2 separate regions of the Homo sapiens genome follow, and region 1 is linked to region 2. A link is a contact called in ENCODE Hi-C or POLR2A ChIA-PET data. All regions are on one chromosome and are shown on one strand. The core of a region is the stretch at or near the end of the contact, and the rest is flanking DNA. Distances in the headings are between cores, read along the strand shown. Region 1 holds the start of CDK6-AS1 (CDK6 antisense RNA 1). Region 2 holds the start of ADAM22 (ADAM metallopeptidase domain 22).

Region 1 (4,318 bases), core at 506-3,005, 4.9 Mb after region 2:
CTCTGTCCTCGGGGCCCGGACTCGCGAACCTTTTCCCATTCCCAGGACCTCCCCGCTGTAGGTAGCAGAGGTGGCTGCCCCATTCCCCCTCCGGCTAAAGGCCCGGTCCAGTCTGCAGCCGGACGCCCCCGGAGCCCTCTGCACAACAAAGCGCCAGAGTAGGGTACCCTAACTTTCCCTCCCCATTCAGCAGCTATCTGGGACCTAGGGGGCCTCCCTCCTCCAGGGCCGCCGCGGCCTCGGCAGGACTTTCACCACGACGGCCGCATGTCCGGAATTCCCGGGGCACCTCGGAATTACCTGCCTCGCAACCGCTGGCCCGCTCGCCTTTTGCCAGGAATTAAACAAACGGCGCGACCCCCACGATGAGCGGGTGGAGCGGACCGCGGCGAGAGCAGAGCTTCTGGCACTCACTACATTCAGAACTTTCCTTAAAAGCCGAGGAAAGAGCCCCCAGGGACTGCCCGGGGGTCTGAGCCAGGTCGAGGGCCACACAGGTAGCCGGGGAGCCGCCGCCGGCCGCCCAACCCGCCTGTCCTGCATCCCCCCAACCCCCTCCCGCTCGAGTCTAGCCCCGGGCTCCGCAGCGAAGGAAGCGTCGGGGACGTCCCACCCCCGCAGGGAACTGCGCCTGCTGCCCCCGCCGGGCCCCGCACTGCCCTGGCTCTCCCCCCACTCGCCCCCCAGACGGTCGGCTTCGGCGGAGAGAAACGGGAGCAGCAATGCCTTTTCCCCCCCTCTCCTCCACTTTTTTTTGTTGTTGTTGTTGCTTTCCCACGCTGGCTGAATGTGACTTGACCCCATTTCAAAAAAAGTTTGACATAGTGCTTCAACATTTCCGCATTCCTCCGCGACTACAAAGGCTGCAGCCGCCTCCTTCTGCTTTCTGTCTCTGCTCTCTGTCTTCACACTCAATGAAATCCTTCATGCGCCTCTCCCGAAGCCTGCCAAGCACCACAAGGGTCGCCACCAGCACAGCGACAAGAGGCCACACCGGGGACCGCGACTCCCGCGTGTGCGCACACGCAGATGCGCCCATATGCACACGGACGGGCGCGCTGCGGGGACCAGGGCTGCTCACTGCGGGGCGTGTGTTTAACTCCAATATTTTAAATTATAAAAGTAAACTTGGAAACTACAGCAAACGTGCGTCTTCGCGGGGCTCCAAGCCTGGGCACTGGCCGGCTGCGTGCACTTTTCTGTGTATAACACGCCCGCAGGAAGCCTGCGTTAACATTTATCTCGTGGAGGGGAAGGTGGAGCCCACACCCACACCTCAGCGAGCTGGAGAGGGAGTTTTCGAGGGGGAAATGCAAGCACATTCTCCAGCATGGAGTCCCTAGAGGCAGTGCATTTTAAACCCTAAATGTGAATTATTATGTGAGTGTCCGAGTAGAGTTCCAGTTCCGTTTGGAGAAACTGTATGAGGCGTGTTCCGTGTGGGTGTGTGTGCGTACGGATACGTGGAAGCAGGATCTCGGTGTCGCGGGTGTCCCTAGGCTGGGATCTCCCCCTCTCATCAGATAAGGAGAATCCTCTAGCTCCCCAAAACTGGCCCCCATAACCAATCCCGTCTCAGTTCGTAAGGGGTTAACCAAAGCCGATTCCAAGGAAACACAGGTCCCCCCCACCCCCCGCCACCCTCCACTTACCCCACCCACAGTTCTGCCTCGGACCCCGGCCAATCCCCCAGATCTCCCCCGGGACCCCCCACCCCGCAGCCCACCCACCCGAGCGCACAGCTCCTCACCTGAGGGGCCCAGTCGCGTCGGGCCTCCCGAGGGGGCTGCGAGTGTCAGTCGGCTCTCCGCACGTGTCCGCGGCCTCGCGGAGCAGGTAATCAGACTCTGGGGAAGGAGTTACCAGCACTCTCTCCGGCGAGGGGGTGGGCACAGCGGCGGAGGGCGGAGGGACGGCGGAGGGCGCCGCCCGCGCCGCTCGCTGGGGGCGGACGGGGGCCGCTGGGCTCCGGCCGGCGCTGGGGGCCCCAGCCGGGGAGGCAGCTGGGGCGACCGTGCGGGGTGGGGGCAGGGACCCGCGAAGCCAACTCTGCCGGAGACCCACCCCCCGGCGGGGCTGGGGGCTCGTGGCGCAGTGGCAAGAAAGTGTGCAAATTAAAGCCTTCCGGAGAGAAATGAGGCGGCCGAGTCCCGGCAGTGCTCCGAGCTCCGGGCTCCCTAGCTCCCTTCTACGAGTCGGGGGCTAGAAGGGCGCGGTGGGGGTGGGGGTGGGGGGGAGAGTTAAATGAAAATTTCCGGCTTTCGCTGAAACTGTAGTAGGGGGATCCTGCGACTAAAATAAGCGGCATTAGTGGGAGAGAGTGGGACGTGTCGTCGGGAGTCGGCGGAGTTTCCAAACCCAGGGTCGCCCAGAGTTGGGGTTTTGACAGGGTGAAGCGGGGGGCATCCTCACTGTGTGACGTGGACGGATGGGAAAAACACAAAACAACCAACAATAATTATGAGCGGCCAATGGGGGTGGTAAATACCAATACTTTCCAAGAAACTGAAAAATCAGACCAAAAAATAACTCTTCTCTTAAAAAAATAAAGAAAAAGTTTGGCAGGATGCCTTGCAGAAAAGAAAATACTAATCTATCCAAGCACTTTTCACTTTCAGCATGAGCTACATTTGTTTTGTTTTCCTTCGCTTCCTTTCTGCCTCACAAAGCCCTATCTTTTCCTTTTAGACAGAGGATATGGTTTGGAAATTGTCAGGCACTCTTATGGTTAACGATCTACTTGAAGGGGCTGGCGGGCTCACAATTATTAAGTGGTTAGTAACTGCTGAGGGTTCACTAACGTATTTCAGAGGAGCTAAAAAGACTAAAATTTAGTGTAAATAATAGAACTGCAGATAGTAGATACATACACAAAAAGAGGAGTGCTCAGTTTAAATGCATTATTGGAAATCTGAAATTTGAAACCTTGTAAGAATGTATACTTTACCTGCTGAGAAACCCTTGAATACAATTATTTCAGGTGAAAATTAGATTTTGGAGAAAAAAAAGTCTTTAAAACTTTCTACAATGGAGTAAAAGAAAACTTGAAATAGCTGTCTTTTTGGAAAGAATTTGGTGTTCTCCCCAAAATCTCTATCTGTAGAATACTTGAAACCCTTTAAAACATCTTAAAGCAAAACTTTTCACAAAATTATTTACTTAAGTGCTTTGTAGAAAAATTAAAACCTGGCAAAATTCTGTTTGAATTGGAAATACTACTTCTATAAATCTTTTGACTTTAAAACCATGTTACTAATCTCACAGTAAATCAAATTTTTGCCTTTATAAAACTGATTCTATGTTATAGTGTGAGGTAAGGCTAGGGAAATAAAAATTGATGCATTTTCAGTAGCACATATTTTGCAATGCATTATAATACTTTTTTCTTTAAAAATAAAAGTGAATAATTGTATGTCTTTAAGCTTAAGATAATTCATAAAATACATTTGTGTTAAGAGCATGTCTTCTAAAATAAGATCCAGTTTTCTGAACAAAATTTGTATTTATAAAGCTATCTATAATCTCATATACCTTATAAATTTAAGAAGGCAAATCATTAGATTTTATATTTACATAAAAATATTGGATCACTACAAGTCACTAATTAGACTTTAAGCCAGAGACACAAGTGGGAATCCTCCATTTTGATAATTGTTCACACTTATCATTTGCCTTTTAAAACAAGATTTACTTGCTGGTAATTAACATGTTTATATAATCCAGAAATAATTGCCAGCAAATAGGAAGCAGCACATCATGGCTAGAATTTATTTGAATAAATCATTTATTAAAAAAATAGTAAGCTACAAATATTAAATTAACAGAGAAGTGTCTTTTCTACACTGGGTTGAATTTTTAGTTACTGAATTTGACAACAACCATTGCTAGATCAGAAATTCCATGATTTAGGTTACTAGATCATTTGGACAATGTAAAAAACAATGAAACTTTATTTAATTATATATGTTAGTACTGAGTGTTAACTCTCTGTCCTCTTCTTTTCCTGATACTGCTATCTTTTATGTTAATTTATCATTGTTCACTCTTCCTGCTTATGGTTCACATTAAGTCCCAGTTGGTGAAAGCTTCAGACCCAAGGCAGTTTTACAATTGATTGTATAAAATTAGTAAATACCAGATTATTTTTGTTTATGGATAACTTCTGCTGTGGGTAACAGGTTATCATAAGAAAATATGTTCAAACTTTTTAAACTGTGAACCAAATTCCAACTTCTTTGTTTAGGAGTCTTCTGAGAATTAATATATAGAACTCAAGAATAATGACTCCAACCAGTATTTTCACACTACATACCAGATA
Region 2 (3,919 bases), core at 609-3,108:
AAAATAAGTCATTATACAAAAAAGAAACTTGCACATACATGTTTATAGCAGCACAATTTACAATAGCAAAAATATGGCACCAGTCAAAAGGCCCATCAATCAACGAGTGGATAAAGAAAATGTGGCATATATATACCATGGAATACTATTCAGGCATAAAAAGGAACAAAATAATGGCATTCGCAGCAGCCTGGATGGAAATGGGGACTATTATTCTAAGTAAAGTAACTCAAGAATGAAAAACCAAACTTTGCATGTTCTCACTCATATGTGGGAGCTAAGCTATGAGGACACAAAGGCATAAGAATGATACATTGGACTTGGGGACTCAGGGGAAAGGGTGGGGGATGGTGAGGGATAACAGACTACACATTGGGTACAGTGTACACTGCTCGGGTGATGGGTACACCAAAATCTCAGAAATCACCACTAAAGAACTTATTCATGTAAACAAACACAACCTGTTCCCCAAAAGCGATTGAAATACAAAAATAAATAATAAACACTCGGAAAAAAAAAATAGCCTCAAGTAACTACTGGCTACAGTATTTGAAAGGCACACCTCTAAATCTTAATTTTTTTCCTTTCTAAAATGGGAGTAGGCATGTGCAGTGGCTCACATCTGCAATCCCAGCACTTTGTGAGGCCAAGGTGGAGCCCAAGAGTTCAAGAGCATCCTGATCATCATGGGGAGACTCTTGTCTCTACAAAAAGTAATAATAATAACAAAAAATAGCCAGGTGTGGTGTCACATGTCTGTGGTCCCAGCTATTTGGGAGGCTGAGGCAGGAGGATGGCTTGAGCCCAGGAGCTTGAGCTGCAGTGAGCCGTGTTCTCACCACTTGCACTCCAGTTGGGGCGACAGAGCAAGACCCTATCTCAAAAATACATACATACATACATACGTACATACATAAATATAAAATCAGAGTAATAGTTATAATCAAATTCTTGACCAAAGGATCAGATAATACATGTGAACTTTGAAAAACTAAAAAATACAAGTATTACTTTATGTAGATAACTATTTTATTATTGTTTTATACTCAAGAATTTCTATCATTTTGAATCAGAGGAAAATGGAATAAGCAGCCTGAGAAAACTGAGTTCCCCATATCTGGTAGAGTTTTGAGGCTGTCTGGCAATAAAGAACAAAAATATCCCGTAGAGTTAAGCTAAATCATCCCTCTATTACCTGCAGAGACCTTCCCTGGGAGGTCCTCTTTGACTCCCTGGACTGAATTAATGGTCCTCTAGGTATAACCATGACACTTTTCACACTGTATTGTAAAAAAAAGTGGTCTGTCTGCTCAACTTTACCCAAGAACAGGTGCCTCTGATCCCCGTGTCCTTCCGGTTGTCAACCGCTGGGTACATAGTATATCCTCAATCTGTATTTGTTGAATAATTCACTAGCACTGTATTCGTGAGGGTATGGTTCTCCGGATAACTTAAGTAACTACTAATCTGTGGTAAACAGAACAGCTCTTTAAGGACGATGCAGATGAATACTGGCTGCTGTAACGGCCCAGTTGGTGCATCTCGGATGCCAGGAGGCGGTCCAGTGCTGATCTCTTTCTTTTGCCCTTCCCTCCCGCCCTTCCAGTCTGTGGGATATAGAGGACCTCACAGTCACGAGGTCGCGACGGTCCGTGCCGTCGTGGAGACAAGCGGGACACGGAGAGAGAACTACATTTCCCAGCTGACTCTCCTGCGCGCGCCCTTGCCTGCGCGCGGGGGGCGAGTGCACCGGGCGCTCGCTCCCTGCCGAGCTCTTGTCGCCCGCCCGAGCCTTTGCCAGGGGATGAGGTGGGAGGCGCTAGAAACCACTTAGCTACAGCCAACCGCCCAATGCAGCACTCGCTCGCTCCCCCCGCCAGCGGAAGCGTCCGCGAAGCACAATGCAGCACTGAGCCGCGGTGGAGGTTGCAGCGCCACGGCCGCCGCAGCACCGGCCGGGGCTGGGTGGAGGTGGCCGCGGGGACCCCGGGGGCGCGGAGCGAGGGAAACGGACTCGGCGGCGCCGGCATGAGGAGCTGAGCGTCTCGGGCGAGGCGGGCTGACGGCAGCACCATGCAGGCGGCAGTGGCTGTGTCCGTGCCCTTCTTGCTGCTCTGTGTCCTGGGGACCTGCCCTCCGGCGCGCTGCGGCCAGGCAGGTAAGTTAGCCGTCCTCTGTGCCTTTGGGCCATACCATTTCCCGGGAATCTTTGGAGCCCTCAGGCGTATTGAAAAGGGGGCATCCCCATTTCCCGAGTGCGCGGGGAGATTTTTTTTTTTTTTTTTTTTAATTCGGGAGGGTGGTGAGAAGTGGAGCAAAAATATATGTGTGGAGGCGCGCAGATGCACTGGAAGCCTTCGGTCAAAGCCTGTTTTTCTCCTTCTGAAGAGGAATGGGGAGAATGGGAAAGGGGTGCCCTGCTTCTGGGCCCCGCTCCTGGTTGCTCTCGGATGAGCTGGTCCAAGGCTCTCGGGCTGGTGTCTCTGCGTCCTTCCCAGTTGGGTTCCGAGAGGGAGGGGGCGGTGGGGATTTTCGTAGGGGAGACGTAGGACTGCAGGATGGAGGAGTGAGGGTCAGGGTCATTATTTTCGCCTTTTCTCTCCACTCCCTCCTTTCCCGGTTCCTGCCTGGAGGAGACGCCTCATTGATGGAGCTAGAGAAGAGGAAGGAAAACCGCTTCGTGGAGCGCCAGAGCATCGTGCCACTGCGCCTCATCTACCGCTCGGGCGGCGAAGACGAAAGTCGGCACGACGCGCTCGACACGCGGGTGCGGGGCGACCTCGGTGGCCCGCAGGTGAGAGGCTCGGTCCGGGAGGTGGTCCTCCGCGCCTCCCGGCCCACCCGAGACCCCACGATTGCGCTCGGTTGCCCTGGAGATCCCATGTCTTCTTGGGTGAAATGAGTTGGGTCCCGATGCGAGTCATGCATGGCGCTCCCTGTGCAAAAAAGAAGGGGAAAAGGGTACAAAAAAGAACCAAAATAACCACAGGCCGAGGGCTTTGCCCGAGGGGAGTTTGTGCGGGGTGCCTTCAGCAGTGCGGTGAGCTGAGAGAACAGGCGGAGAGCCCTCTGACATCTGTCAAGCAAAAGCCAGGCATGCACAGCGAGAAGGGAGGTAGTATTTGGGCAGGGTTTGAATCATCATTGTTGTTGTTTTACTCCTCAAAGAGACTTCATAAGTGATTTAACCCAAGGTTGACACTGTAAGAAAAAATTGGAAAAAAACAAGGCTAGACGTTCTTAAGAAACCCAACTGTAAAAACAAGCTGAACTTTAAGGTTCTATTCGCACACATTTGTGGACACCAGAGATATGCCCATTCACCCCTACCTTCTAGAAAAGGTGTCCTCCTCCGACTTTCTTTATTGGTAGCAGTTCTCTTGGTTTAATTAGGGCTGTGCTGTTTGTTGAGCATTTATAAATTATGTTTTTAAAAATCTAGTTTTTATCACTGTATCTGTATTTAAATCAAGATCACACATTCACAGATATGCCTGAAAATTACTGTGAATTTATTGACAAATTTAAGTAAATACTTCTGGGGCTGTGTATTTTTTTATTTCTACACATCAGCTGATCAGGCAGTTCACCCACCTGTAAGTCCATATTAAGATAGGACTTGTTCATGTACTTGAAAATTTTTGTAAACTTTACTGAAGCAATGGCAAGCCAAACCTTTTCACATGTATAAATATATTCATCAGTGCTTTAAGATATATCTTGATGATGTGATAATTATACTAACTTATCTGTATGTGTGAAATATGTAAAAATAGAAAATATTACTTAAATCTGTATTTGTAGCCAAGTAGTTGGTACTGTTAACATTTTGTTAATAGAAGGTGGGAAATTAGCTTAAAGGGCTACATAATATCCATCAAAGATTATTTTAGTAGAAAATCCCAATATGTTAAGCTTT

Evidence for each region. Hi-C counts contacts between places; a loop is a spot of excess contacts on that map. ChIA-PET counts read pairs that join two places held with the same protein, here RNA polymerase II (POLR2A). Pooled maps may share reads with other maps.
Region 1: a loop to region 2 is called in a map of CD4-positive, alpha-beta memory T cell, with 8 times the contacts of the local background. The contact joins the promoter of CDK6-AS1 here to the promoter of ADAM22 in region 2. A Hi-C loop is called at or near these places in 1 of 168 maps with a recorded cell type or tissue (CD4-positive, alpha-beta memory T cell) and 5 of 50 pooled maps. POLR2A ChIA-PET finds 5 or more read pairs at or near these places in 2 of 52 experiments (GM12878 and OCI-LY7).

Annotation. Positions count from the first base shown.
Region 1 is chr7:92,834,728-92,839,045 of GRCh38, forward strand. It overlaps CDK6-AS1 (CDK6 antisense RNA 1), which reads left to right and starts at 1,756. Exons shown (of 2, transcript NR_110088.1): 1 at 1,756-1,836. It overlaps CDK6 (cyclin dependent kinase 6), which reads right to left and starts at 1,846. Exons shown (of 8, transcript NM_001145306.2): 1 at 1,751-1,846. RefSeq lists silencers at 429-678, 1,789-2,148 and an enhancer at 1,259-1,338.
Region 2 is chr7:87,932,393-87,936,311 of GRCh38, forward strand. ADAM22 (ADAM metallopeptidase domain 22) reads left to right here and starts at 1,859. Exons shown (of 32, transcript NM_001324418.2): 1 at 1,859-2,158; 2 at 2,634-2,794. The coding sequence starts at 2,074. RefSeq lists a silencer at 1,762-2,171 and enhancers at 2,278-2,855, 2,856-3,433, 2,982-3,031, 3,042-3,121.